Regions from separate parts of the Homo sapiens genome. Here region 2 is linked to region 1. A link is an interaction called in ENCODE POLR2A ChIA-PET data of the cell type or tissue named here. Cell type or tissue: PC-9. All regions are shown on one strand. Links, peaks and the distances in the headings refer to the core of each region. The heading gives the core; the rest is flanking DNA. Region 1 overlaps SNX10 (sorting nexin 10). Region 2 overlaps NFE2L3 (NFE2 like bZIP transcription factor 3).

Region 1 (16,047 bases), core at 3,731-11,730:
TGCAAGCTCTGCCTCTGGGGTTCACGCCATTCTCCTGCCTCGGCCTCTCAAGTAGCTGGGACTACAGGCGCCTGCCACCACGCCCGGCTAGTTTTTGTATTTTGTTTAGTAGAGACGGGGTTTCACCATGTTAGCCAGGATGGTCTCGATCTCCTGACCTCGTGATCCACCCACCTCAGCCTCCCAAAGTGCTGGGATTACAGGAGTGAGCCATCGCGCCCAGCCAACTCTAGGTATAATTTTAAGCAAATAAGTTGCAAAAGATACCTTCTAAATACAAATTTGATAAAAATATAAAATCTCAAATTTGTCAGCTTCAATTTTATTTACATAAAAGAAAGCACCCCCTTTAAAACTGCTTTTCTAATAGAAAATATAAATTCACTTCATTTTGTATTATATTCGCTATCTTGCAGTTTTAAAACCCTATCAAGTATTTTGCAATTTTTTTTTTTTTGAGATGGAGTCTCACTCTGTCGCCCAGGCTAGAAGTGCAGTGGCGAAACCTCAGCTCACTGCAACCTCCGCCTCCTGGGTTCATGCCATTCTCCTGCCTCAGCCTCCCGAGTAGCTGGGATTACAGGCTCCCACCACCAGGCCCTGCTAATTTTTTGTATTTTTAGTAGAGACGGGGTTTCACCATGTTAGCCAGGATGGTCTCTATCTCCTGACCTTGTGATCCGCCCACCTCAGCCTTCCAAAGTGCTGGGATTACAGGCATGAGCCACCACACCCAGCCATATTTTGTGATTTTTAAAAAGCTATGACACTTTTGGGACAATGGGGATAGATTAATGTGACCCTGTTTATTAGATAATGTACTGTATAAAGTTAAATTTCCAGGATATGATAATGGCATTATAGTTATCTAGAAAAATGCCTTTCTTCCTAGGTTCAACTCTTGTAAACAAATATTTCTATGATCACATCTATAGGGTTTTCTGTGCACCCAAACATACAAATTCATTATTTACTCCTGACCAATCCAATTAATACATTTTGTTTAAATTGCTTTTCTGATTCATTTTGGTGGACTCTTTTCACTACATATGGCTTCTATTTTGATTCTTTTTCCTGCTATTTTAATCTGCTTTCTAGTCCCTTCCTTGGTTGTTTTTTTGTTTTGTTTTGAGACAGTCTCACTTGGTCACCCAGGCTGGAGTACAGTGGCACAATCTCAGTTCACTGCAACCTCTGCCTTTCGGGTTCAAGTGATTCTCATGCCTCAGCCTCCCGAGTAGCTGGGACTACAGGTGTGTGCCACTACACACAGCTAATCTTTGTATTTTCAGTAAAGACAGGGTTTCACCTGTTGGCCAGGCTGGTCTCAAACTCTGACCTCAAGTGATCCGCCCGCCTCAGCCTCCCAAAGTGCTGGGATTACAGGCATGAGCCACCACGCCTGGCCTGTTCTTTTTTCTTAAAATACTTTATGCAGAATCCCATGCAGTTCACAGGCTATATTCTTGATACTCAACTATGAAACTGAAAGCCACTAGAAAAAAAGGGAACTGCATATACTACGGAAATAGTTGCTAAATCTCAGCAAATTCACAAGTCAATATAACAACTAAAAGCCCAAGGGTTTCAGAGCAATGTGTTTTAAACAAGCCACACAGGACCCATATTATACTTAGTCATAATATAAAAATATTGCCAGTCTGGCTAACATGGTAAAACTCCATCTACTAAAAATTCAAAAAATTAGCCAGGCATGGTGACACACGCCTGTAATCCCAGCTACTCGGGAGGCTGAGGCAGGAGAATCGTTTGAATGGAGGCAGAGGTTGCAGTGAGCTGAGATACCACCACTGCACTCCAGCCTGGGCAACAGAGTGAGACTCCATCTCAAAAAAAAAAATTGAACAGTAGGCACATTATGTCCTTTACAAGAATGGACTACCCTTTGAAAATATATTGACAGACAAGCCATTTCAGTCTAACAAGATTAAAAAGGAATAACTTTTTTAAAAAGAAAATGGTATTTGTTACCTGTCAGAAATTCAGGTTCTTGGGCCAGGCGTGGCGGCTCACACCTGTAATCCCAGCACTTTGAAAGGAGACTGAGGTGGGAGGATCACCTGAGGTCAGGAGTTCGAGATCAGCCTGGCCAACATGGGGAAACCCCGTCTCTACTAAAAATACAAAAATTAGGTGGGGTAGTGGCATGTGCCTGTAGCCTCCCCAGCTACTCGGGAGGCTGAGACAGGAGAATCACTTGAACCCAGGAAGCGGAGGTTGCAGTGAGCCGAGATCGCGCCTCCACTGCACTTCAGCCTGGCGATAGAGTGAGTCTCCATCTCAGAAAAAGAAAAGAAAAAGAAAAAAGAAATTCAGGTTCTTCAGCACTCAGGATTTCATTACCAGTCTGATGACGGCTCAATTTCACATTTTTTTTTAATTATTATGCCACAAGGGAACAATGATCCTTAGGAGGAGAGAGAATGTGGGGACAAACAGGGGGTGGGGTTTTCTTACATGAATGTTCAGGAAAAGGACAGACTTTAGCCACACTCATTTGGCAGGGCCCCCAATTCGTCTAATGCCTAAATTATTTAACCCTTTGTTAACAGGCAGCCTTTAAAGGCATATCATTCCTCTGAATATTCTTTGCATAGAGTCCCAGATATAGTAGGTCCTCCCATGCTGGCAAAACAATCACAAAAAGCTCAGTTAAGCAAACTCAGCCAAAAAAGGTGCATCAGGTAGTGAAGCAACAGCATTGGGAAGAAAGACATCAGTTTACAGGTTCTAACAAGATCAGGAGTCCACTAGATTAATTAAGCAGCTCTAAAGATCTGCTGTACAACATTGCGCCTATGGCTAACAATACTGTATTATACACTGGAAAGTTTGTTAAGAGGGTAGGTCTCCTGGTGAGTATTCTAATCACAATAAAATGTTCTTTTTTTAAAAAGTGGGGGCAGGTATCTGCTAAATGGTTTTTAGTTAGCCTCGTTCTCTTTTTGTGGCTGTGTACTATTCCATGATGTGAATGCAACACACTTCATTTCACCAGCACCCACTGATAAGACATTCTCGTGCTACTATGAACAGTACGCAGTAAATACCTGCATGAGTAAATTTCTGTAAGTGGAATTGCTGGATCAAGCCATATCATCTGAATCATCAAGATATTGGCAAAGCAACGTATTTACAAATGAGTGGGTTGTTTTCCTGTATCTTCCCTAACATGATCCGTTTGCAAAATGTTTTATCTTTGTCAATCCTAGATAGGCAAAAAATGGCTTATTTCAATGTGATTTAATTAGTATTTTTTTTCAATTATGCATAAGAGCAAGCATTTTTCATGTGTTTAGGTGCCACTATTTTCTTTTTTTTGAGACGGAGTCTCACTCTGTCACCCAGGCTGGAGTGCAGTGGCGTGATCTCGGCTCACTGCAACCTCCGCCTCCCGGGTTCAAGCGATTCTCTTGCCTCAGCCTCTTGAGTAGCTGGGATTACAGGCAAGCGCCAACACGCCTGGCTAATTTTTGTATTTTTAGTAGAGACGGGGTTTCACCATATTGGCCAGGCTGGTCTCGAACGCCTGACCTTGTGATCCGACAGCCTCGGCCTCCCAAAGTGCTGGGATTACAGGCTTGAGCCACCATGCCCGGCACCACTATTTTCTTTTATACAAATTGTTTATGTCTTTCAATCATTTTCTTACAGAGTTCCTGTTCTTTTCCTTATTGGTTCATAGGAGTTCTTTTTGTATTAGGGAAGTTAATCCTTAATACATAACATAAAGTTCAAGTATATTTTTCTGGTTTGTAATCTGTTTGTTTTGCTTATGGTGGTTGCTATGCCAATACTTTTTATTAGATAATGAATTTTATGAAGGTTTTCCTTATGGCTTCCAGGCTTTGCACCATCCTTACAAAGACCACTCCTACTCCAAAGTTATAAAAATATTCTCCTTTAGATTTTTCTAGAGACCAGTCATCTGTGAACAGTGAAAAGTTCTGTTCCATGGTCATGAATTACATCCTTGCCATAATGTGCTATGGGCCATAATGTACAGAAACTAAATTTTTTTGAAGTAACTTTTGTTTTCTGATATTGTGTAATTTATAAAGCACTGTTCCATGACAGCTGACGAGGCAGGCAGTGCAAGACTTATTTGTCCTACTTTACCAGAGAAGTTAAATCACTGCCCAAAGCCACAGAGCCTGGTGCAGACACAAATGCAATGCCAGCTGTTCTCTTATCTCCTCGACACTGCCTCTCTCAACAAAAGGGCAACATCCACGTGCGTGAAAATCTTAAAGGATGTCTCCAAAGTCTTGTTCATACAATTTCAAAATAAAATAACTTTTCTATTCCAAAACAGTATTTATTTAAGTGGGCCACACAGTAATCCAATTAAACAGTGACTCAGCCTCAGAGGGCTGAGCCAATGTTCTCATCAATTGACAGAATTCCATGTTCCTATAGTGTGCCTCTATAACCCTTCAAAATTTAATTGAAAAGTAAGAGATGTAAATGTTCCCAGATGCCCATGGATTCTGTGAAGAGCTGTGTTTCTCAATTTGAAGAGATGGAAGGCAAGGTATGTCTAAATCACCAGGGGCTCTTTTCAACCCCACACACCCTGACAATTCCCTCCCCCCAGTGCAACAGCCCTACACTACAAGAGTATCTTATGCCTTCTCAAGTATGTCAATGATAGAAAAAAATTTTAAGCCACTGGCCAGGTGCAGTGGCACTTTTGGAGGCCGAGGCGGGAGAATCGCTTGAGCCCAGGGGCTCCAGACCAGCCTGGGCAATACAGTGAAACCCCCTCTCTACTAAAAATATTAAAAATTAGCCAGGCCTAGTGGCGCAAGCCTGTAGTCCCAGCTACTTGGGAGGCTAAGGCATGAGAATCCTTGAACCCGAGAGGCGGAGGTTGTACTGAGCTGAGATCCTGACACTGCATTCCAGCCTGGGCGACAGAGCGAGACCCTGTCTCAAAAATAAAAAGAAAAAGAATTTAATTTAAAAATGTTAAACCACTGTCCCAGATAACGGGGTATGCACTTACACAATCCCTATAAGCCTCGCCCCTTCGGTTCCCTGGCCACCCCCTCAGCCAAGCTCTTCTGTACACTCCAGGTGTCTTTTCACAGAGACCAGACTATTAATAGTTCCTCAGCTTGGCCAGGCACGGTGGCTCACGCCTGTAATCCCAGCACTTTGGGAGGCCGAGGTGGGCGGATCACGAGGTCCGGAGATTGAGACCATCCTGGCTAACACGGTGAAACGCCATCTCTACTAAAAATACAAAAAAATTAGCCAGCCGTGGTGGCAGGCGCCTGTAGTTCCAGCTACTCGGGAGGCTGAGACAGGAGAATGGCGTGAACCCCAGGAGGCGGAGCTTGCAGTGAGCCGAGATGGCGCCACTGCACTCCAGCCTGGGAGACAGAGCGAGACTCTGTCTCAAAAAAAAAAAAAAAATTGTTCCTCGCCAGATCCTTCCTCAGTCCCCTCGTGCTGCTGTACTCTCGACATTCTCCCCTTTCCACCTCCCCACCCCCAACTCACCAAGGTGGCTCCTTCCCAGCTTCAGATCTTGGTTTAAAGGCCACCTCCCCAAAGAGGGTTCCCTAACCACCCACTAAAGCAGACTCCCCTAGGAACTCTATCCTTTCATTTTCTCCTCGGACTTTGTCGCAGTCTATATTAATTTATTATTTATCTATTAATCTATTTTCTTGAGGATTATATGTCCTCTGAAAAGTCCCTTGAGGGCAGGGACCTTGCCCAATTATTTATGCTTTACAACTTTAGCACTTAGCACAGTGCCTGGCATATTGTCAGTGCCCAGAAAATATGCAGTATATTAAATTTGATTGAATGAGTTCCAGCTGGTTTTCTCCATTTCTGCATCTCCATCAAGTTTCTAAGCCGCCCAACCACCTGGGAAGGGAAGATGGGTTGACAGTCGCCCGCCTCTCGGGCCAGCCCACCTGTGAGCCCACTCATGGTTAATCATTCGTCTTGTGAGGAAAGAAAGCATTTAGCCAGCAACAACGCAGAGTGAAGTGGCCTCTGTTTTCTATCTTTCCTCCTAAACTAACTCCACTGGACTGTGGAGGATGAGACTGGGGAATAATGTTAAAATTATGCCATTAAAAATCCAAAATAGCAATAAGGCCAAAAAAAATTGTTTACTATGTCCCAGACACCGTGCAAAGCTTGCAACATGTATTATCTCATCTAATCCTGGTAAGGGCCCCAGAGGCCAGGTATCATTATTACTTCAATTTTGCAAATAAGGAAAAGGCACCTAAGGCTGTGCAGCTGATCAAGTGAAGAAGCCAGGATCGCGGCCCAGGCAGCCAGACTCAGAGGAGCCCTCACCCTCACCACAAGGTACCCCTACATCCAACAGGGCACCCAAGCATCCCCCTTAGAAATAAATGCTTAAAAGACAGCAGTGAGTGAAAAATACCAACCCAAAGTGAGTTACTAACGGCTCAAATGCTTTAGGGATGAAGGTTGGGGGTAGAGTTCTTCCCACATACATGAACCCGGGAGAAGCCAACAGCCGGATACCTGAAAAGACGTAATACTTATCTTCCGAAAAGAGGTAATACTGAGAAAAGTGCAGTGCATTCACTCGGCAGACCTGGTTAGGGTCACTAGCTATGAAGGGCCACCTAAGGCTAAGCAGAGGACAGTGGCAAGTCAGTCCAGTACATAATCACTGAGAACCGACTGGGTGAGCGTTCCAGGTTTGGTCCTGGTGAGGGATTTTTTTTTTTTTTTTGGATGATTAAGTAACACTCCTTGAGTTCTAATACCTAAAGATGTCAAGACTCAGATATGAAACAGGCCACTTCTAACGCAATGCTCACTGTGATGTGCCAGAAGAACTGCACTGATAGCAGGGCTAACCGGAAGAATGGAGGGGGAGGCTTCATGGAGAAGGCAAGGCTTGACTAGGTCTTGATGCTCGCATTAGGACAGGCAGAGAAAACAGGACCAGCCTGTGGTGATTAAGAGGCAGTAATGAGTTTGGGAGAAGTGAGGGGCCCAGTCCCCCATGAATGGAGGGCTGTGCTGGCAGAATATCACAAGGGGGTTTGTCTGAAGAGCTGTCTGAGAAACTCAAACTCAAAGCATTTTTTTTAATTCTCTTACTCAAAGACAATCGATCAACATAGAAGATTGCTGTGACCAAGTGTGTGGGGACTTCTTCCCACCAACAAGCAAGCAATCAATTCTGCAGTAGATACCAGCTGGGTGTCCTCCAACCCAGTTCAATTCTGACCCTACCTACCTGGGGACATTATCAGATCCCAGAGGTTGAGGCTCAGACCCAAATGACTGCCCCCACTTAAAGTGCCCATCTCAAGCCCCAGGCTGTTTCGCCTGTGCTTCTGACTCACTGGCTATAAACTGGGGATCCCATGACCTCCTCCTTGGGTTTGATTAATTTGCTAGAGCGGCTCACAAAACTTATTACTGGTTTATTATAAAGGATAGTACAAAGGACACAGATGGAGACGCACAGGACAAGGTATGGGTATGGAGCTCCCATACCTCCCCAGGTGCACCACCCCCCAGGAACCTCCACGTGTTCAGCCTTCCAGAAGCCCTCCAAACCCTGTCCTCTTGGGCCTTTTACACAGACTTCATTGAACAGGGATGACTGAAGCAGGGGCAACCATGCAGAAATATGATTGGACAAAAAGGACATGACCCAATACTAACAGACTGAGTGGGGAACCCAGAAAGGCCTGTCTGTTCAGATTCTTCTGGGCCGCTTGGTGCAACATTGCTTCCCCCAGGGTAAAGGGCAGAACCCCTCCTGAAATGAGGGTCTTATGATCTACAATCAGACAAGGTAAGTCTGAGAATTTCTTTATGGAAACACAGGGGAAGATTAGCCTTGGGGAGAAAAAGGAGCAGGTTGAAGGGAGAACAGGAGAAAGTCAGCAAGAGGTACTGTTTTCTGAGGCCTGCTTCTGAGGCCTAAAACACCCAAACACTGTAACAAGGGCTATGGGATTTATGGGCCAGGAACTGTGGACAAAACCAACATATATATCATAATATCACAGGCTGTGGTAAGCATTTTAGGATTGGGAAGTCCCTGAAGAACAAAAGGAGGAATTTGGACTTCTATCCTGTTGGAAGGCAGGGATGGAGTAAGTGGAAGCTTGACATGATGGCAGTGATTCATCTGGGATGGGTGTTGGAAGGATTGCCAGGGAGAGAAATTACAAGCCATGAGCTTCATCAAAAGACTGATGAAGGTAAACTACAGACTGTCCACTTTGGGTGATGATAATGTATCAGTGCAGGTTCATCAACTGTTACCAATGTACCCCCACGGTGCTGATGTTGATAATGGGAGAGGTGGGTTATGGGGAGCAGGGAAGCTCTGTACTTTCATTTTTGCTGTGAATCTAAAACTGCTCTAAAAAATAAAGACTATTAAAAAAAAAAAAAGAATGCTAGCCTGGGCAACATGGCAAAACCCCATCTCTGGAACAAAAACAAAAAAAAATGCAAAAATTAGCTGGGTTTCATGGCACGCACCCATAGTCCCAGCTACTCAGGAGGCTGAGGTTGGAGGATGGCTTGAGCCTGGGAGGCAGAGGTTGCAGCGAGCTGAGATCGTGCCACTACACTCCAGTCTGGGTGACAGAGTGAGATCCTGTCTCAAAGAATACAAATAAATGAATAAACAACAAGAAAAACTTGGACACAGGGCATGATTGAGAAAAGGGAGTCAAGGATGACTCACAGGCCGGGTGACTGGAAGAAGACTGGTGTTCCCAGAATGGGGAAGTTGGAAAAGGGGGGCTGTTTTGAGAGGTAAGAAAGAAACTGGAACATGTTAGGGTGTTGGGGACATCCAGACGGGAGAGACAGTCTTTAGGCGTCTGGAGAGCAGCTTGGGGCTGAGATAAGGAAAGGATACAGGGATGCAGATGAGAGAAAAAAATTCAACATTTAATGTTCTGCTTTTAAACAGAGAGAGAAATTCTCTTTTCTAAAGGAAAAGCATCGCAACTCACTGGAAATAACCCTCTTTCCTTCACGGTGCCTCTGTCATGAAGATCCACTGCTGAGGAGCAGTTTAGAGGGGAATGCCCCCCTAAAGTGAGCAGGATGAGCACAGTGAGTGGTAAAAGTAGTGTGAGGCATTTGACTCCAGACCACCTGGTTGTGAATTCACATTCTGCCCTTTCCCAAATTACTTCATCTCTGTGCTTCAGTGTTCTCATCTGTAAGAGGAGATAACTGCCTGCTTCATGATCTACTGTAAAGATCAAATGAGCAAGCATGGAGGCCTGTGCCTGGCTCCGACTGTGCCAGCTGCAGTCACTGTTCATTCTCAGACTTTCCCAGGACCCCCAATATGAAAAATGCTGAGGTGCCTTCCTCATGATCACAGAGCATTTGTTCCTTTACAAAAATTTTCTGTCTGGGCACGGTGGCTCATGCCTGTAATCCCAGTGCTTTGGGAGGCTGAGGCGGGTGGATCACTTGAGCCCAGGAGTTCGAGACCTGGGCAACATGACGAAACCCATCTCTACAAAAATACAAAAACATTAGCCAGGCATGGTGGTGCGTGCCTGTAGTCTCAGCCACTCAGGAGGCTGAGGTAAGAGATCACCTGAGCTCAGGAAGCTGCAGTGAGCCATGATCATATCACTACACTCCAGCCTGAGTGACAAAACAAGACCCTGTCTCAAAAAAAAAAAAAAAAATTCTCTTCAAGCATCTTTTTTGTCAGATAGGATAATAATGTTTAGGGAGCAGAATATTTTAAATCTAAATGCTCTGAAACTCAGCCACACTGTGGCCACTCCCTGCAAGAGTTGGATCATTTACTCACGGATGTCCAATGCCTGGCCTTGATCTAAGAAGCCTAAGATAAGTAACACAAGAAAGTCCTTTTAAAAAGTGGGTGAAATGTGGCCAGGTGCAGTGGGTCACGTCTGCAATCCCAGCACTTTGGGAGGCCAATGCGGGTGGATCGCTTCAGCTCAGGAGTTCGAGACCAGCCTGGCCAACCTGGCGAAAACCCGTCTCTACAAAAAAAAAAAAATACAAAAAATTTAGCCAGGTGTGGTGGCTCATGCCTGTAGTCCCAACTACTCCAGAGGCTGAGGCACGAGAATCGTTTAACCCTGGGAGGCAGAGGTTGCAGTGACCCACGATTGCGCCACTGCACTCCAGCTTGGGCGACAGAGAGAGAGATTCTGTCTAAAATAAATAAATAATTTTTAAAATAACAGAAGTGGGTGAAATGCCAAAGTTATTATTCTTAAACTCTTACTTGCTGGCAATAATGACTGTAATCCAAGGGCATTTGACATGTGTCTGTCTACAGACTCAGTTTGGCAAAGTCCTCAAAATAGACGCCACCGTTTTTCAAGGTTTCCCAACCACTAGTGAAGCAAGGTGACTAGCAAATCGCAGCATCCGGTCTGCGTCTGGTTGTAAATCTTTAAGCTGATTTCCCAACATAGGAAGTTTCCTGTGTGTTTAGACAGAAAGAGCTCAGTTTCTCAGGGTCTGATCATCTGCAGACAAGCTGATGAAGAGACCCCAAGTTGTTTGCTGTGAGATTCCAGAGCCCAGAGCTACAGTAACACTGCCTGCCCCCTAATCCAGACAGTGACCTTCGGGGGCAGCAGGAAGAGCACATCTTCTCCCCAGCTCTTCCAAACGCCACTCTACAATAAGAGCTGCTACATCAGTGAGAAAGGGGAAGATAATTACAGTGTGATAGAAAACTCTTTTGTGTGTGTTTGTATTTATAACTTCTAAGGAGTGTTGGTTCCCTACATATAAAGCCCGTTGTTCTGCCCTGTACTTTGACTTGGGTTTGTAAGTTGAAGAGAGGAACTGGGGAGTATCCATAGTTACAGAGGAAGAAGACTGGAGCTCACGGACAAGTGAGGGGGATGGAGTGAGGGGTAGGGATGAGAGGAGGAAAGAGGGACCCAGGAGACTATGCAAGATCAGGAGCCCCACAGGGGACTCCAGTGAAGTCCACTCAACTAACAAAACACATGGTAGTAGTGGTGGTGGATTTCTCCATCCATGAGGGAAGGGGCTGAGTTTGTGTCGGGGCTGACACCAAGGTAAAAAAGAAAGCACATGAGGCCTCCCCCATCCACCCCCTCCTCCAGGGAATTCGCAGAAAACCTGGGCAGGGCTTTGGATTTCCCTGGGCCGGGCTTTGGATTTACCTGGGCCATGGACCTGTGGGTTCTCACCAAGCTTAATCAGCTCTCTAAGGAGATTAAGGAACCCGGAGTTAAAAGATGACACCGGGGTTAAAAAAGAATGTGTGATTCTTCCCCAAAAGTAATTAAACAGTTTGATTGCACTATTTAGCATCAAATGCCACAGGAATGCACTGAAAAGCAAAGAATTAGGGAGTACCCATCCCCATTTGTGTTCACAGGCCTTATACAGCTCAAGTTCTTCCAATGAAATGTGGTAAAGTGGGACTGAAACAAACAACTGCAGTTGATAATTCTTGCATACCTCCCCAGACACACCCCCACTTCTTTCAAGGTTCCAGGACAGTCAAGCTTGTGCGGTGTAATCCCCCCTGACCCTCTCCCATCTGCCCACACCCCTGGCCCTGCCACCAGACTCAGCCATTTCTATGGACACATGGCAGGACTGGAGTGACACGTTCTGATGTACTTTAAAAGACTGCTCTGTCTGCTTCTGGAAATTGGATCGGAGGGGAACAAAGTGGAACCAGAGAGACTCGATCAGAAGCTAATAGGAAAGTAACAATGGCAACCTGAGATTCGGGGCAAGGGGGTACTGAATTGGAGAATCAAGCAAGACCTTCAGAGAGCTCAGAAGTGGGCTGAAGATGAGAAACGGCTCCTAGGTTTCTGGTCTAAACAAACAAATGGAAGGCATAGGCCTTCATTCAGATGGGGAAGGCTGGAGGAGACGGTGCTGGGGTGAGTAGGCAAGCCGAGGAGGAGTGACCCAAGGCTACAGAAGCCAAGTTTCCAAGCCCTAATCTGCACAGTGCACCACCACGTTCCCACATCTCGCTTTGTATTCTCAATTCTATGTTCCTTTTCTTACAGAGGACCCCAAACTATGTAAGTGTTAGGCCCTTACAAAACTGGGGAGAGGATCAAGTATTGGGCAAGTTAATATGAAATGTCTGTGACAAACCCAAGAAGCCACAGTCAAATTCAATGTTAAATATCTAAACCTGGAGCTCTCAAGAGAGCTAGATATCCACACCAGGGAATTAGTAGTTTATTAACAACACTTAAAGTCATAGAATGAAACCAGCTTGTCCTGAGTGTGTCATAGCCTCTGGATCACCCAGGAATAAGATACAAGTCCCTAGGTCTCATCCTAGAACTACTGAATTGGAATACTGAGACCCAGAAATCTGCCTTAACAAGTTTTGCAGATAATTCCTATGCACAGAAATGTTGGAAAACCACAGATCTAGGGAGAAAACATAGAGAAAAGAAGAGGGCTCAGAACAGGCCCCAAGGAGCTGTCAATTGGAGGAATCAGAGAAACCAGAGAAACAAGCAAGGGAATGGAGCAGAGTGGCCAGATGAGTAGAGGAAAGGTGAGGAGTTCGGCATGATGAAGACAAAAATGTACAAAGAGGGTCGGAGGAGCCTGAAAGACTGCATCAGAGGGCAATGAGCCCTTGGATGGGAAGCTGTGTGCAGGCAGGGCCAGGCAGGCCACACTGAACCATGTGCAAGTAGAGAAGCCCCAGCCAGAGAAACAGCGACGGGGAGTTAGAGGACTTGGGCCTTGGGAGAGGAGTGAAAGTGCAGCTTCAGTTTTTGACTTTCCAGTTCCAAGCAGTTGCCTTTGAGTTGTCTGCAGTATCCTTACATTAAGCCCCCAACTCCAATGCTAACTTAGGAAAGTTTCTCTTCTTTAAAACCAGCAACAGCTGAAGCACAAAGGGATGAATTTGCAAGAATACTGTAATCTTGAAAGAATCATGACAAAGCCTTTCAAAGACTTTAGGGGATCTGCCACCAACAGAGTTGAAGCTAACGCATTCTAATTCTTAGTAGCTGATTTTAGCTGAGGAGGATTCTTAATCAATGTGTTACCTCTGATCTCCCTTCCTTTAGGGTCCTCTCATTCTCTCTCTCATTTCTGAGACCATCAGAAACAGGTTTTTTGTTTTTGTTTTTGTTTTTGTTTTTAGATGGAGTCTCACTCTGTCGCCCAGGCTGGAATGCAGTGTGATTTCGGCTCACTGCAACCTCCGTCGCCCTCCCATCATGTTGGCCATGCTGGTCTCAAACTCCGGGCCTCAGGTGATCCACCCGCCTCGGCCTCCCAAAGTGCTGGGATTACAGGCATGAACCACCCTGCCAGGCCAGAAATAGATTTTGCCTAGTGATGGCAAAACTGGGGTCAGAACTCCAAGCCCAGCCTTTGTGGGTATGCAGCAAAAGTGGTCACCAGGGAGCAGGGAGTACCAGAAACCGAGGGTGCACCCCGCAGAAAGCAGCCACGCTGGTGAAAACAAAGAATAAGAGTGCACAACACACAAGACGAGTAAGGTATTACCCGAGGGTCCTGGGCAATACGTAGGCCAGGCTGGGGCGTACTGTGCTTAAGAGAGAAGCTGTACAAAAACGTGAAAGAGGAGGCTTGCTGCACACAGAGGGAGACCATGTGAATGGAAACACAGTGCTGAGGTGGGGTTGTCTTGGGGCTGCAGAGGTGGCCCCCATTGTCACTGCTGGTGCCAGCCTGCGTAGAGTCCATCTCCTGCCTGCAAAGGAGTTGGCTCTCAAGGTCACGTCAGGGCAAGTGCCCTACACTGATGAGAGCTGTGTAAGATTCTGGGCCCACACAGCTTGAGATGGGTCTTTCTGTTTCTCTGATACCCAGAGAACTTTGACCACATGCTAAAGGGACCTTTGCAGAATCAAGGAAGCATAAAAAGGCACAAAGAAGGAAAATGCACACCTGAGATGGAAAATGGGAAGGGAGATTGGAAAAAAAGGAGATGAAAATAACCTCACACCACTGATGTCAAAGTTAAAATGCTCTGAGGTATTTTACAAAGCCCTGGTTGTCTATGGTATAAGGGAAAAAACGTATGACCCAGTCCCCAAGTTACAGCCTTTTATAATCTACATGGATTATGTTTGAGGATCAGAAGTGGTAACCTCAGAGTCCTATGCCTAACGATGTACCCAGTATGACTTTTAAATTTTTCCCTTAATAAAAAACTTTTAAATCAGAGAGAGTGCATTTTGACTCTAAAAGCAAACTCAATGGTGGGACTCTTAAAATAAAGTACTGGAAAAAAAAATGGGTATGGGAACAGCTGTGGCTCAAATCCTGTCTCCTCCATTTGTTCAAGTCATGAAATATCTCTGAATTGTCGAAAATGTCTGTAGCATCTCCTATATCACAGGAATAATGAGATAATGTAAACTGAAGTACCCAGGACAGTGTGTGGTACATGGTTGAGTACTAAATAGATGTTTCCATCTCCTTCCTAAAACATGCCATGCCAAATAAACACAAAATGTTCCTGGAAGCATGTCAGAAAGCCTTGTCACACTCCTTGGACACAGGACTTGTCCTGGGTGAAGTCTGTCTTTGGCCTTTGGTGCCCCCTTTGGTTCCCCCTCACCCTCTTTTTTGTTCTCTCATCCCCAGGAATCCAAGGCTTCTTAAGGCACAGCACCTTGGAAGCTATTAGGAATTTAGTAGGCATTTCCAGCCTGAATCTAAAAAGGAGCTCAAGACTTCCCTTTCCTATCTTCCTAAGGGATTCGGACCACATAGGGAAAAGAAAAAATCAAGGACATGACATCTGTAGTTCATTATAAATTCTGCCTTGCCAGCCACCTTTCTTGAGCACAAGAGAATATACACATTTAACTATACCAATGAGTAACATAAGATCTGGCCTTGTTAATGCCAGAAAGCCTGGTTAGACATACACTCTGTGTGTGGTTTTTGGGGGGATTTGGGAAGGGATAGTGATGCTGAGAAAACACCAATGAATACCAATGATGAAGTAACATAACTAGTTTTAAGCTATACTCAGAAAACACAACTAAACTGAGAGATGATGGCTTTTTTTTTTTTTTTTTTTTTTTTTGGAGACAGAGTATCACTCTGTCACCCAGGTTGGAGTGCAGTGGTACAATCTCGGCTCACTGCCACCTCCACCTCCCAGGCTCAAGTGATTCTCCCATCGCAGCCTCCCGAGTAGCTGGGACTACAGGTGCTCGCCACCACACCTGGCTAATTTTTGTATTTTTAGTAGAGATGGGGTTTCGCCATGTTGGCCAGGCTGGTCTCGAACTCCTGAGCTCCAGTGATTCACCCACCTTAGCATCCCAAAATGCTGAGATTACAGTGAGAGACACGGTGCTCGGCCTAATTCTTTTAAAGCACTTAAAGACCACGAAATCCAGGGTAAATCACCCTTCTGAATTAAGCAATACTCTTGCTGCATACATCCTGCCTTCAGAGATGGAGGCTGGGATAAACCTTTTAAAATAAGTAGCAGAAAAGGCAACTGGGAACACTCACCTGGAAATTCAGAGGACCAGGTCTTCCACTCTAGCAGAGACCACCCCTCCCTAGGCAGTTCAGCTGGGAGGCTCTAGGCAGGAGGGCCCTGTTAATACTTCAAATCATTTTGTTATTTTTTTCCACAGGTCTTAAGTATTATTTTATTTCAGGATAACAGACTTATTATCTTTAAAAATAAAAGATTTAGGGCTAGATGTAGTGGCTCATGCCTGTAATCCTAAACCCTTTGGGAGCCAAGGCAGGAGGATCCCTTGAGGCCAGGAGTCTGAGACCAGCCTGGGCAACACAGCAAGACACAGTCCCTACTCCCCTAAGCCAAAAAAAAAAAAATTATTATTTTGGCACTTTGTTTTATTTTTATTTATTTTTGAGACAGAGTCTCGCTCTGTTGCCCAGGCTAGAGTGCAGTGGCATAATCTCTGCTCACTGCAACCTCTGCCTCCCAGGTTTAAGCAATTCTCCTGCCTCAGCCTCCCGAGTGGCTGAGATTACAGGCATGCA
Region 2 (14,555 bases), core at 223-8,222, 120 kb after region 1:
GTGTCTTACCCTGAAGAGAAAGTTGTAGGTTGGCTGTTGAAATTCATTCCTTAGATATGATCAGTTTGATTGCCCGGCTTTATTGCCTTTACAGGAATGTGATACTCAGGGCTTACTCTATACACCAATGAGTCTTCTTTGATCCTAAGACCACCACTGAAGTTGTTTAGGTTCTTTTGGACAAACATGATAAACTTCTTCAGATACTTTTTTTTTCCTTTGGCAGGAAGGTGTCTTGCTGCAGGTAACTAATGAAGAAGTGGTCAACCACAGAGTCTTCAAGAAATAAGAAATTCTGTACCATCTGAAAGTAGTTCTTGTTGGTGCCTTCATTTAAAAAGCACTCTTTAAAATAAAAGGGAAATGTTTTCTGATAAAACAAACATTTAGTTGAGGTTCTTGATATAAAACAATTACAAAATGAGTGTTGTTTGTAAAACAGTAACATCAAATTGGCTAGAGAGATAAATGTATCATGTTTTAAATTAGGTTTTGTGAGTAGACAGATTACAATTCTATTTTAAATATAAAGTTTATAAAATAAATACTTTTTGTATCCAAATACTTGGTGTAATGTTTACACATAAAATGTGTGAATCTTGTTCTATAAATATTTGGTTGTCTAAAAGATCACCATCCCCTAAATTTTTAAAAGCAGTTTCACAAAGCTATGCATATTTTAATATTAACAGGTAAATGAGAAGAGCATTGTGGACATTATTGGCTGTCCCCAATAAAATGCTGTTCATTATGCACTGTATATTCAGCGTTTGAGTACTCCTAAAGTTTCTGGCTTTACTTTTACGTTTAGCAATACTGGTGGCATTTTGAAAATCATGGATTTTAAAGGTTAACCGGCTGGAGTGGTCCAGATTAAGTGGCTTTGCAGAAGCACTGAGGTTTACAATATGTGCTAGATTGTCAAATGTCAATTAGTTTTATTGTGGTTTACACTGAGTAAATGAATATCAGTGTTGCTTTTTAAATGTGTTTATTTGGACATTTATCTGAATTAAGAAAACCAAAAAGACCAGGTTAATTTGTTTCTATGATAATTTGTTTTGGTTTTGATAATGTGAGGTATCTAACAGGTAAGTCAAATTTAACAGCAGGTAACACATAGAAAGCAGCTTTCTGTTTGAAATAGCTGAGTTCGTCAATTAAAGACGTACAAATATCCCAACTTTAAGAAAATTTTGAAGGTTTAAAAATGTGTGGATGTACAAAGACGTTGAACTTTGAAATACATCAGGTTGATATGCATAACCTCAAAATACCAACTCCTATCCAGCCAAGGTCAAGGGAATATCACACAAATAGGGGAGAATTAGGTAATTGCACAATAGACTGAAATGAACTGATTGAAGGAGGGTTTACTGAAGCATGGGGGTAATGTTGGATATTCAACATAGGCTTATTTCCTGTGTGTATATGTTGTGTTGAGCTGTTTCTCTTGTAGAAATTGAAGTTTAAGGTAGTTCTTGTGTAGCTTTGAGACAGTGCCCTAAATGAAGAAAGGCTGCTTTTTGGCCAAGGCTTTATATTGTTGCTGTGTAACAACTTACCTCAATACTTAAGAGCAGTTCAGAGAAACAAACCAGCATCTATGGGTCAGCAATTGGGAGCAACTTAACTGATTCTGGGTAAAGCTCAAGGTTCCAATCACAGAAAACTAGGATTGGAGAATTTTTTTAATATCCAGAGTGGCATACTAACAGCTTTAAAGTTAATCCTGGTTGTCATCTTCCCTCGGTGAGTGATTTGAGCAAGAAAAGCTGTAAAATGAACACGCTCTACGAAGTAGTCGTGCTATCTTGCATCCTTTATGGTCACAGAATGTGGTGGGAGGGTTCTTTTCCCTGGTACAATTACCAAGCAGGCAGGGAGCATTGGGAACTCTCAGATGCCAGCTGTCACACTCAAGGGGGTGCCCTTACTCAGTTTATTCACTAGTGTGAAACCAGATTTCTGTATGTGTAAGCTTTTCCATGTAGCCCAATTTGGTAGATGCCAAATTGCTTGACCTAATAAATACTAGTTAGGCATTGGGAGCTAACAATGTAAGGCAACAAGTCTCAGTTTGTCACTGATGGTTGAAAAGTGGAAAACATCTGTCAGGACACCTGGACTGCATGTTACATAAATTCGCTCTCTTTAAGGTTTGGAACTAATATACTGAGATGTTGACAGGCCCTACATAATTTTTGACATTTCCACTATTTAGTAATGCACTAACACTGGCTTGTTTTGGGGTAGTGGAGGGGAATTGGTAACAAATCAGTTGAGTTGCATGGACTTAACAGAGAACAAATCGTTCAGAGACTGAGATGGGGAATGATTTAGCTACTTGAGTGCGTTTAAAAGACGTTAATATTACCACACAAAACCCTGTATACTGGTTCTGAAGCTCTGCTGAACCGAAGCCTACCTTGAGACCAGGGGACCACTAGAAATCTAGGTCTTTTTTTGCTTGGAGTTGCCGTACAATTGGCCTAAAATCTGATCACACTTGTGAAGATGCTCAAGTGATAGTTTTAATTGGAAAAGGAGATGTCCAACCCACTTGGGTTGTCTTTGTTCTTGTCTTCCTCATTCTGATTAAGACGTTAGATGATGCAATCAAGACTGCTCAACTAGGTAGGTAATGTGGAGGGTCCTAGGCAATGGTCAGCTTTCGGGCATTGGCTTTGTAATCTAGTTGGTTTGCACTGGAAGCCGAATGTGGAATTCCCTTCTGCCTCTAAAACTGGACTGTCAGAAAAGCAGTTGCAGTTTATATACCTTGAATCCAGCATGTTAAGATGGAGGCAGGGTTATGTCAGGAAGCCAGCCCATAGCCAATTAGAGCTTGTGACGCTGGCTGCTTAATGCGCCGATTAAAAGTCCCTTGATGGGAGAGGGGCCCATCAGTTTCAGGAACCTCCACAATACCAAAATGTGGATGCTCTAGCCCCCTTGTATGAAACGTGTATTTGCACGTGGTCTAAGCACATCTCATACACTTGAGTTGTCTAGGTTACCCAATATTTAATCCAAGGTAGAAGCTAGGTAAATGGTATGCTGCATTATGTATGGGGAATAAAGTTCAGTACAGACACTACCATCTTTAAATATATTCAGTTTGCAGTTACTAGATCTGTGTGTGCTATATTTAAGGGTTTTTAGAGTTTAAACTTCAGGCCAGGCATGGCGGTCCATAATCTGAGCAGCTCGGGAGGCTGAGGCAGTCCAGGAGTTTGAGGCTGGATCTTTTATTGGGGCCACTGCACTTCAGCATGGGTAACAAGAGTCACCATGATTACCGATTCTGCTCTCCACTGTCTTTTATTTTAGAGGTTTGAAAAGAATGCTATCTGATAAGCAGGCACTCTTTTGAGTGTACTTAGTAGGATTTCCTACTGAAATGTTTTATGTGTGTTCTTAAATTATAATTATCAAAAGCTTAAGACATTTGAAATACTCCCTTGTAAAAAGCAACAGACTAAAATGATCATTTGAACACCATGAGTCACTGAAGGGGCAATTTTATCTAGAAGCATACTAGAAGCATTTCTGGCAAAATAACAGGTCTTGGGAAACTTTATTATAAAAATCCAACGGTATATATAAACTGCATTTCTCTAGCCCAAGATACTTATGTGATACTCTACACTGTAGCTCCTATGGCAGAAATAATATCTGAGAAACTTCATTTTGAAAATTTGGACATATTAAGCATTATAGTACCCGTCAAAATCTTGATGTTCCCCAAACTTGAGTCATCTAGGTGAGGTCATTGCTGTCTTCAAAAAATTCAGCAATCTCCTGTTTACTGTTCTAGTGAACTTAAGTGAGGTTTTCATTTCAAATGCTATTATTTCTAGAATTTACCTTACCCTGGTTTATTTTCAAATTCACCTGTTTTTTTTCCCTTAATCGCTTTTGCCCATTTTAAACAGATGGTTTCACTGTTGCTGACTCTTTCCCTACTGTTTATATGGCTTACAGTGTTCTGGTGAGATCTCAGTATTCTAAGATGGTGAGGCCATCCCTTCAGGCTGGCTTTACTGCCAGAGATTTTATGGATTTAATATACACACAAGGAGTTACGTTTTTGCAAGTAGCCCATTCTGTCTCTGGTTACATGAGGAAGGCCTGTGGCTCAAACTACCAGTGACCGTAGGTCTTCAGTGCATTCTATATCACATAGTATTCTGTGTGTTAAGTATTGGGGTAGGGGGGTGGATTTGCCTTACTATGGATTTGGCATACTATGTTGACCTCAATTTGGCTTGAGTCTGAGCAGTTTGCTATGCTGCCTTATTTGTTATTCACCTATATTCCTGAATGTGGATATTTTGGAAGGAAAGTAAGGTAAATTTGGTTCAGATTCTGTATAAAAGGGAAAAGTTAATTTTTAATACAAATACAAAATTTATTTCCATAGAAAGCAAAATTTATAAGTTAAATATAAAGATTAAAATAGTGTTTGAAAAGCTCACTATAGTGCTAACAAACTAAATGAAAATAAGGCTATTTTGCATTTAAAACTGAAATACCTCTTAAAATAATTTGATCCCCAGTGTTTGCTCTTTTTGAAGTAACCAACTTACTCTTAAAAAGGATGGCTGCCAAGATGGAAAGTCTTACTGGGTTTTCATGTTAACCTATTCTTTGGACATAACTATGAATTTTGTATACAATGCACTTCATGAAAAGTTGTGGCTCCCCCAGATTGCCCACAAGTGTGATCTTGAAGTCCTAAACATTTGTCCATGTAAGCTTCAAAACAGCGTTAACTGAGTTATTCAAGTAGCAGTACTTAAAGATACAATTCTTGAAGCAGTTTCAATGGTTTCTGATCCAAATAATCAGTTTCTGAACATTACTACTTCACATAATAGAGTCCATCTTCAGTTTCTTCTCACTTTCTCTTTCCCTTTTGGGTTTCCTTTTTGTGGCCTGAGGCCACCAGTTCTTTGGGTACTATCAAGATACTTCCATCATGGGTACACTGGAGAGCATAGTGGTTGGGATTGACTGGCCTACCTTGGTCATCTCTTAATCTACTAAAAATATCATGATAAAGGTCATGCAGTTTCTGTTTCATTATGTTAATAGCTTTGTTACATTGTGCTTGCTCTCTCTTAAGAGTTTCCTTCTTTGCTTGCAAGTTACATACATCATCTTCTAAATTCAAAATTATGTCCAATTTGCGTTTACGACAGTTCTGCGCAGCAACTTTATTTTTCCCTCTTCGTCTGATGTCACGGATAAGTGAGACTTGTAGGTCTGTCAGATAATATCTACTTAACATGCTATTGAAAGAATCAACAGGCATGCCGACAATTTCATCTACAGAAAAAGGGATATGCAAAGCTTTAGCACGCTGTTCATCACGGCTCAAGTTTCTATCTGTGTCTTCAAGGTATCTACTCCTTATCTTCTGTGACTTCCCAGGCCACGGAAAAGGTTCAGAAGTAGATTCTGGTGCAGTTGGCTGTAAGTGGTAAGTGTGGTTATGAAATACGTGTTGAAATGTAAGATCTCCATGGAAATCAGAATCACTTTGATCCAAGTGACAAAGCTTACTGGGTTCTGGGTAGTAGCCACCTACAGCACCTTCTAAGTCATGATGGGAACTAGATTCATGGTCAGTGCAATAACCTATAGCACCTTCATCACACACAGAGTGAGAGGAATTAGACTTGATGACAGAGGTATTATTGTGACTTGAATCTAAAGAAAGGCCAGAATCAGAATCTGGTTCATCAAAAAGCTGAGAAACATCGATTGGATCAAAGTTGTCTTCTGTGGCCAATGACATTAAGTTTATCTCATCAAATATATTTATGTCAAGGTCATACAGTAGGTCTTGGCTTGTTAGATTCCTCATATGATTGTCAACCGGTGAAAGAAATCCTGTCAAATTAGTTCCAGGAAGGGTTTGCTCAGGATTGGTGGTATGAGAATTTAACTGCAGAAATGGTTCTTGTGACTGTGAAGTCCTTGCTGTTGGATCTCTTCTAAATGTATTGTTGGGACAAAGCAAGATGGCCTCATGAAGATTCACATCCTGACTTATAGCCTGGCTGAAGTTTACATGATAATGTGCTGAAGAATTCATGCCATCACTGATACTGCCTGGAAGAGGAATATCTCCCAATGAGATGCCCTGAAAAACGAAGGAGAAACACTTCAAACATGAATAGCCCTATTTCTGAAGCAGTTCTATTACCTAACAACTTTCTTTCCCCTCTTTTGTCAATTCCTCTACATTTAATAGAGATAGATGCTGTTGGCAGTAACTTCCTAGTTAAATACAGGCAATACAATACGAGATGTGAGTCCAAATCAGAATACCTGGAATTCTGAGTAACCTAGAAATTAAGATGGATTAGTATAAAAGCTGACTGGATTTTCTTAAAAAGTCTAATGTTACAATCTTGTAATTTGCTACTTTATAATAAGATGCAACTCATCCTAGCGGTTGGTAATCACATTGTGGAGGGTCAGGGATAATAAACTACAGTGAAGTAGTCTGGAGGAGAGAGGCTGTTTAAATGCCTCTAAGCGCTAAAACTACAAGGCTATTGTGAATATTGCTGCAATAAACATGGGGGTGCAGGTGTCCCTTTGATACACTGATTTCCTTTCCTTTGGATAAATACCTGATAATTCTTTTAGTTTTTTGAGAAATCTCCACGCTGTTTTCCATGACTAGTCTAAATTTGATTATACCTTTGGGATTATTTGGAAAGAGGAATGCTATACATATTTGGTTAATTCTAAGCTGAAGTGCTTCTGTAAAAATAAGCATTACTTTAAACTGCTGTGTCATCCAAGTAAAGGAGTTGTATTTGTTCACCAAAAGGTCAGTGCAGATATGTTCCTGCGAGGATAAAAGCCAAAGTTCCAATTACCTCCAGTGAATTTTCAGGCTGTGATGAAAGCAACTGGAATAAGTCTTCCAGAGAGAAAGAAGTATCTGTCCCATTCAGATGTCTCTGTAGAGAAACACAAAAAGTGCATCTTTCACATAAAAGACTGAACTGGTTGGGGCTTTAGGCTTTATCTTTAAAGGATCACCAGGTATTATTTCCACACTGGATTTTTATGCTATTATGTTCCTTGGTTGGAAGTTCTACTTTTTATTATATTTTGAGACGGATCTCACTCTGGCCCAGAATGGAGTGCAGTGGTGCAATCTCGGCTCACTACACCCTCTGCCTCCCAGGTTCAAAGGATTCTCCTGCCTTAGCCTCCGGAGTAGCTGGGATTACAGCTGTGCACCACCACGTCTGGCTAATTTTTGTATTTTTAGTAGAGACAGGGTTTCACCATGTTGGCCAAGTTGGTCTCGAACTTTTGACCGCAAGTGATCCACCCACCTAGGCCTCCCAAAGTGCTGGGATTACAGACGTGAGCCACTGCAGCTGACCTATTTCTCTGATTATGGTACTCAGTATTTCAACATGCATACTTAAAAGTCCAAAGCTAATCAGTATTTCTATTCCTACCATAAACAACTTCCATGTAATTTTTGGCTAATTGTTAGTTTCAGCTTATTTTGCCCCTCCATAGCCAGCCCTCCCAGTTGGTTACACAATTATATAATTTTGGCCAGGTGTGGTGGCTCACGCTTGTAATCCCAGCACTTTGGGAGGCCAAAGCAGGCAGATCGCCTGAGCCCAGGAGTTGGAGACCAGCTTGGGCAACACAACAAGACCGTTTCTACAAATTAAATTAGCTGGGTGTGGTGGTGTGCACCTGTGGTCCCAGCTACTCCGGGATGGTGAGGCAGGAGGACTGCCTGAGTCCAGGAGGTTGAGGCTGCAGTGAGTCGTGACAGCGCTGCCACACTCCAGCCTAACAGAATGAGATCTCGTCTCAAAAAATATTTTTACAGTCAATACTTATTTACATTTACTCCAATTTGTTTTTTTAAAACCAATTTATCGATGCTTCATCTCACTCCTGGCCTTTATGCTTTAGCCTCTTTCTAGTTGAAAGAACTCTTCAGAGTTCTTTTTAGAGAGGACCTGAGCAGTAAACCCAGTTTTTGTTACATGGAATTATTTTGAGACAGTCTTGTCCTGTCGCCCAGGCTGGAGAGCACTGGTGAGATCTCAGCTCACTGCAATCTCCGCCTCCTGGGTTCAAGTGATTGATTCTTGTGTGTCAGCCTCCCGAATAGCTGGGACTACAGGCATGTGTCACTGCGCCTGGCCAATTTTTATATTTTTAGTAGAGCTGGCGTTTTGCCATGTTGGCCAGGCTTGTCTTGAACTACTGACCACAGGTGATCCACCTGCCTTGGCCTCACAAAGAGTTGGGATTACAGGCATGAGACACCATGCCCGGCCTACATGGAATTATTTTGCCTTCATGCTTAAATGATGAGTTAACTGGTAAAAATATAAGGTTTAATGTTTTCCCTCAGTACTCTGTCTTATGGCATTTATTACTACTGGTAAGTTTGCTCTCAGTGTTATTTATAATGAAACTTTTCTATCTCAGGTAATTTAAAAAATGTTTCTTCTTAGTTCTTGACGTTCTGTTTCAATCTGGTATGTCTAGGACTTAATTTGTTTTCGTTAGGAGCTCTGTGTAGTCCTTTAATCTGAGGACTTTTCTGGAAATATTTTGCCATAAACTCATTTTAAATATTGCTTATCTTTCATATTTTATAGTTTCTTCTGGGACTCCTATTAGAAGTAACTTAGATTTTTCTCTTCTATCATTGTCTCAATTTTGCTTTCATATTTTGCATCTTCTCTGGTATATTCTAGATAATTTTCTTAGATCTTTCTTCCAACTTACCCTTTTCCTTAGCTGTTCACATCACTTCCACTGAATTTTCAATGAAAATGACTTTTTTCATATCTAGAATTTCATTTGGGCTCTTTTCTAGATCTTTTTCTTTTTTCATGATAGTCTGTTCTTGCCTTATAGATTCTGTTCCTATGAACAATTTAAACACTGATTTAGAGTCTTTTTCAGAGGACTAGGAATCCTGACTTTTGCATATGCTGACTCATGGCTATTTATGTCATTTTTAATTCTTAAAAGGTGAGCATTTTGGGGAGCAGTTTTGCATTTTTCTTTTCAAGAACCAGTGTTTATATCATTTTCCAGACTGTACTTTCTCTTGGCCGAGGATTCTTGATGGTGATGGTAGTGTGCATTCAGATCTTATATCTAGCTTTGGGGCCCCCACTGGGGTTCTGATTTCTAAAGGGTAGCTAGAATTGTACCAGTCCCCATTTCCTAGATATTCTTCCAGAGTTGTCATCTGGAAGAATGGAAATGCCAGTGATTCACTGGTCTAACTCATTTCTGTTTTATTTCAACAAGCTTTAAAAGCACCTACTAAGTAATAGCCCAATAAAAGAACAGAAATATCTTGTCAGAGCTACTATAAGAAATGTGGCTGGGTGCAGTGGCTCACACCTGTAATCCCAGCACTTTGGGAGGCCAAAGTGGGCAGATTGCTTGAGCCCAGGAATTTGAGACCAGCCTGAGCAACATGGTGAAACCCCACTTCTACTGAAAATACAAAAAATTAGCTGGGCATGGTGGTGTGCACCTATAGCCCCAGTTACTTGGGAGGCTGAAGTGGGAGATCACCTGAGCCCAGGAGGTTTAGGCTGCAGTGAGCCATGACAGCGCCACTGCACTTTAGCCTGGGTGACAGAGTGAGATCCTGTCTCCCCCGCCGCCTTCCTCAAAAAAAAAAAAAGTGTTAAGTACACGAAGATGTGACGTAAATGCTCAGGCTAGGAACATGGAGATAACACAATGAGGAACCAAGCCTGATAAGAATTAGGCACAAATGCCTGGCTTTGAATGATTAATATGTTTCTGAAAAGTTTTGTCCAAATTGATGTTTGTCCTATGTCAAATTACATTTTAAATTCTCTCCAAGGAAGCTCCCTACTTCATTTGTCTCCTCATTAATATTTAGTAAGTGCCTAGTCTGTGCCTAGCAGTGAATTAGTTTGTTACAGTTCTTGCTTTTCTGGGAAGCCCAGTGAGGGAGTAAAGACGAAGACATACCTGGGAGAAAGGCAATATACAATTCAGTGTTAAATAAGTGAAAGACTAGTGAAAACATCTTTTCCCTCAAACAGAGCTGTGAATACTCAGGGAAGTGGGCAGAAATGTTGTCCTCTTCAACATATATATGGTTCTGTCAGTATTTTAATATAAAAGTCCATGGGTAATGATTTGACAATACAGTATGTATGCTGTGGGGAGAGTGGTAAAACCATACAATGCATCCATTAATTAGGAAATAGATAAGTCAGAGGAGCTGGGGAGAATACCAGCTGGGAAAAAAGAACAGGCAGTTGCCAAATGCCAGGTTGCAATTGAGGGTTACAAAAGGGTTAAAGCTCCACTGGTCAGAGTGAAAATGGGAGGGTTCCTTGGGGTGTGCTCTCTACCCCCTCCCCTTCATCTGAAGAATGTCAAAAAGGGCCTCAAGGAGACCACTTAGAACTCAGTGTGTGTTTTCCGCAGTTTGGGGACACAGAAGCTTAGTGTCCTGTTTTTGCCTGGGAAATATAAACGATGAGAAACCATGCAAGAGCCATAGTTAGGGAACTGGAAAAGGGTCTAAGGGCATGTTTCCAGGTGCTAGGCGGCCAGCAAATGGTTGAGAGGGCCACCTGAAGAGGTGAGATGCATGTATACCACGGAACATTCAGGGAAGAGTCCTAAAGGACCAGCTGCAGTGGAGATGCATTTGCCCCTGTCAAGAGGAAGACTCCCAGCTGTGGGGCCAGGGGTCTCCAAAGAACCTATACACGAAAAGGTGCCCACGTGACAAAGAGTTGTATAATATTTAAATGTATCGCGTGGTCAAGAGAAACAATTTCCTATGTTCTTAGCACCCCACACCCTCAACCCCAGAGAAATCAGCAGGGCAGGCCACACAAAACTGAGGAAAGATGCTGAATTTTAGCCCAGTGTGTTTTGTTTTGGATTTTTCTTTTTTGAGACAGGGTCCTGCTCTGTCACCCCGTCTGAAGTGCAGTGGCATGATGACGGATCACTGCAGCCTCAACTTCCCAGGCTCAAGTGATCCTCCCACCTCAGCCTGCCAAACAGCTGGGACCACAGGCACACACCACTACGCCCAGCTAACTTTTGGTTCAGCGTTCTTGGAAATTACATTGGGTTATACTTTTTTTTTTTTTTTTTGAGACAGGGTCTCACTCTGTTGCCCAGGTTGGAGTGCACTGGTGTGATCACAGCTCACTGCAGCCTCGACCTCCCAGGCTCAGGTGATCCTCCCACCTCAGCCTCCTGGATAGCTAGGAGTACAGGAACACATCACCACACCAACTAATTTTTGTAATTTTTGTGGAGATGGGGTTTTGCCATGTTGCCCAGGCTGATCTCCAACTCCTGGGCTCAAGCGATCTGCATGCTTTGGCTTCCCAAAGTGCTGGGATTATAGGTGTGAGCAACTGTACATGGACACACTGGGTTATTCTTATCAATTGCTGCACTGGGATGGCCAGAGCGATTTTCATTAGTATCTAGAATTTATGGGACCTGCCCTAGATTTCACCAAGGGGCTCTAGGTGGAAGCTGGAGGGGCAAGGGAGTGGTAGGCAGGCAAAGAGAACAAACCTGTTTTCTGATTTCATGCAAAATAAGTAATGTTCCATGTAATATTACATGGCCAGGGCTACCATGATGACAGCTGTCTGAGAAGGGTCAGGGCATGGTACTCTCCATCCTCCAAGGTATTCAAAACACAGCCCTAAACTCCACATTCTGGGAAGGGGACATGCTAAAGCAGGTGATGCCTAAGAAAACCGTCAGGGCAAGACCCCTGAGGGTATGCCTTCCAGGTGGAAGTGCCACGTGGTTATTAAATATCTCGAGTGCCTGTTTGCCATGCTTGTGGGCAGGACCTCAGCAGGGCTGAAGAGAAATCAGAGTACAGCCCAAATGAAAGGAGGAGGAAGCACAGATCGCAGAAAGCATCCATCCCTTCAGCCTGGCTCCGGGAGTTCATCTTTGTACACCTCTTCTCACAGCCAAAGAGTAAGGTTAGGCAATGAGGAGTTAAGGAGGTGGTCCCACTGGACCATGGATGCCCAACGGTTCAGCCAGGCCTGCCAGGAGACTGAACAAAGATTTCAGCCCAAGCCTTAGCTGACATCATGGGTGATTGGCTGTAGGGTTGGTCCTCGGCTTGCTCTCCTGGACTAGGCCAGCCTGGCTACCTGTGCATGTGGCTGGTTGAGGACTCCTAGGTTCCCCATTTCTTCATCACTTGCCTTGGCAAACATAACTAGCAAAACCTGCTAGCAAGGTCCTGGAAGGGGGTGTGTGCACATACACACAAAATCTTGAGTTTAACCAGAGAAAACAATTGTATGGGCTAATTCATTTATAAATCAAATTACTACTCCCATAACTTAAAGACATAGGTATTTTCATATATCATATTTGTTAATAGTAGAGCATACTGTTTTACATGCTCATTCTTGACACAAACTGTCAATGCCACAAAATCTACATTAAAACCAAAACGGCAAGGCTTGAATATTCTGACAGGCTTACCTCATTTCTAGATTCAGTGGTCTTTTCTGCCTCCCAGTCAGGTTTCTCTGCTATTTTGTTTTCATCATCATCATTCTGCTGAAGTGAGTTCTCCTTCTGGGCTGACACCCTTTCTTCATTTTCCTCATGCTGGGAACTATGATCCACAGCTTCGTGCTTTTCTCTTAGTACCCCATTCTCCTATAAAAGTACGAAATTTCATCAAATAAGCAAACAGTCTTTAAAACTGCATTGTGCTTATTGTTCAGGGACCATGAAAACCCACAAGTCAAAAGCTAAGACCGGCATTTCAATATTTCAGTATCAAAGAAACATTTAATTCAGAAACAAAGGTCAGTTTTACATCCTGTCCTGAGACAGGCTGTTCTAATCTGTGCAATTTAAATTAACATGCACTTATAAAGCCCCTGAATTTAAAATACTCATGAGTTAGATTAGATTTGGAAATTAATGTTGCCAGCAGGCAGTTTTAGTTTTCTGTTGAAAATTGATTCCTTCCTTCCTCCCTTCCTCCCTCCTTCCCTCCTTTCGACGGTCTCCCTCCATTGCTGAGCCTGGACTCTACTGCCGTGATCTTGGCTCGCTGCAACCTCCCTGCCTCGGGCTCCCGTGATTGTCCTGCCTCGGCCCGCCCAGTGCCTGGGATTGCAGGGACGCGCCGCCATGCCTGACTGGTTTTTGTATTTTTGGTGGAGATGGGGTTTCGCCGTGTTGGCCAGGCTGGTCTCCAGCTCCTGACCTCGAGTGATCTGCCCGCCTCGGCCTCCCGAGGTGCTGGGATTGCAGAGGGAGTCTCGCTCACTCAATGCTCAATGTTGCCCAGGCTGGAGTGCAGTGGCATGATCTCGGCTCGCTACAACCTCCACCTCCCAGCTGCCTGCCTTGGCCTCCCAAAGTGCTAAAATTACAGCTTCTGCCCAGCCGCCACCCTGTCTAGGAAGTGAGGAGCGTCTCTGCCTGGCCACCCATCGTCTGGGATGTAAGGAGCGCCTCTGCCCGGCCACCCCGTCTGGGATGTGAGGAGCGCCTCTGCCCGGCTGCCACCCCGTCTAGGAAGTGAGGAGCATCTCTGCCTGGCCGCCCATCGTCTGGGATGTGAGGAGCGCCTCTGCCCGGCCACCCCGTCTGGGATGTGAGGAGCGCCTCTGCCCGGCTGCCACCCCGTCTAGGAAGTGAGGAGCATCTCTGCCTGGCCGCCCATCGTCTGGGATGTGAGGAGCGCCTCTGCCCGGCCGCCCCGTCTGGGAGGTGAGGAGTGCCTCTGCCCGGCCACCCATCGTCTGGGAAGTGAGGAGCGCCTCTGCCTGGCCACCCCGTCTGGGAAGTGAGGAGCGCCTCTGCCTGGCCACCCCGTCTGGGAAGTGAGGAGCGCCTCTGCCCGGCTGCCCATCGTCTGGGATGTGAGGAGCGCCTCTGCCTGGCCACCCCGTCTGGGAAGTGAGGAGCGCCTCTGCCTGGCCACCCCGTCTGGGATGTGAGGAGCGCCTCTGCCCGGCTGCCCATCGTCTGGGATGTGAGGAGCGCCTCTGCCTGGCCACCCCGTCTGGGAAGTGAGGAGCGCCTCTGCCTGGCCACCCCGTCTGGGATGTGAGGAGCGCCTCTGCCCGGCTGCCCATCGTCTGGGATGTGAGGAGCGCCTCTGCCCGGCCGCCCCGTCTGGGAAGTGAGGAGCGCCTCTGCCTGGCTGCTGTGCAATCTTCCAAGTGTGAAGTGACAGCCTTTCTGCAGGTGTACCCAACAGCTCCGAAGAGACAGTGACCATCGAGAATGGGCCATGATGACGATGGCGGTTTTGTCAAAAAGAAAAGGGGGAAATGTGGGGAAAAGAACGAGAGATCAGATTGTTACTGTGTCTGTGTAGAAAGAAGTAGACACAGGAGACTCCATTTTGTTCTGTACTAAGAAAAATTCTTCTGCCTTGGGATGCTGTTAATCTATAACCTTACTCCCAACCCCCTGCTCTCTGAAACATGTGCTGTGTCAACTCAGGG

Evidence for each region. ChIA-PET counts read pairs that join two places held together with the same protein. Peaks named below come from ENCODE experiments on the same cell type or tissue, not always from the same donor. Only the 100,000 strongest peaks of a DNase experiment are listed, where the experiment ranks them.
Region 2: POLR2A ChIA-PET joins it to region 1 with 15 read pairs; 12 of 35 experiments call an interaction of 5 or more read pairs at or near these places.

What each region holds. Positions count from the first base shown.
Region 1 is chr7:26,300,079-26,316,125 of GRCh38, reverse strand. The region is part of intron 1 of SNX10 (sorting nexin 10); the gene reads right to left. Among named protein-coding and RNA genes, the nearest start is that of SNX10, 16 kb to the right of the region's middle. RefSeq lists enhancers at 12,838-13,337, 13,338-13,839. In PC-9, for the core only: no CTCF peak of the experiment used is centred there; a DNase peak (open chromatin) is centred at 8,725; H3K27ac peaks cover 910 bases.
Region 2 is chr7:26,176,132-26,190,686 of GRCh38, reverse strand. It overlaps NFE2L3 (NFE2 like bZIP transcription factor 3), which reads right to left. Exons shown (of 4, transcript NM_004289.7): 2 at 12,565-12,744; 3 at 6,903-6,986; 4 at 3,550-6,154. The coding sequence ends at 4,904. HNRNPA2B1 (heterogeneous nuclear ribonucleoprotein A2/B1) reads left to right here. Exons shown (of 11, transcript NM_002137.4): 11 at 1-760. Among named protein-coding and RNA genes, the nearest start is that of HNRNPA2B1, 17 kb to the left of the region's middle. RefSeq lists enhancers at 1,892-2,416, 4,817-5,046, 5,067-5,116, 9,584-9,878. In PC-9, for the core only: no CTCF peak of the experiment used is centred there; a DNase peak (open chromatin) is centred at 3,534; H3K27ac peaks cover 7,670 bases.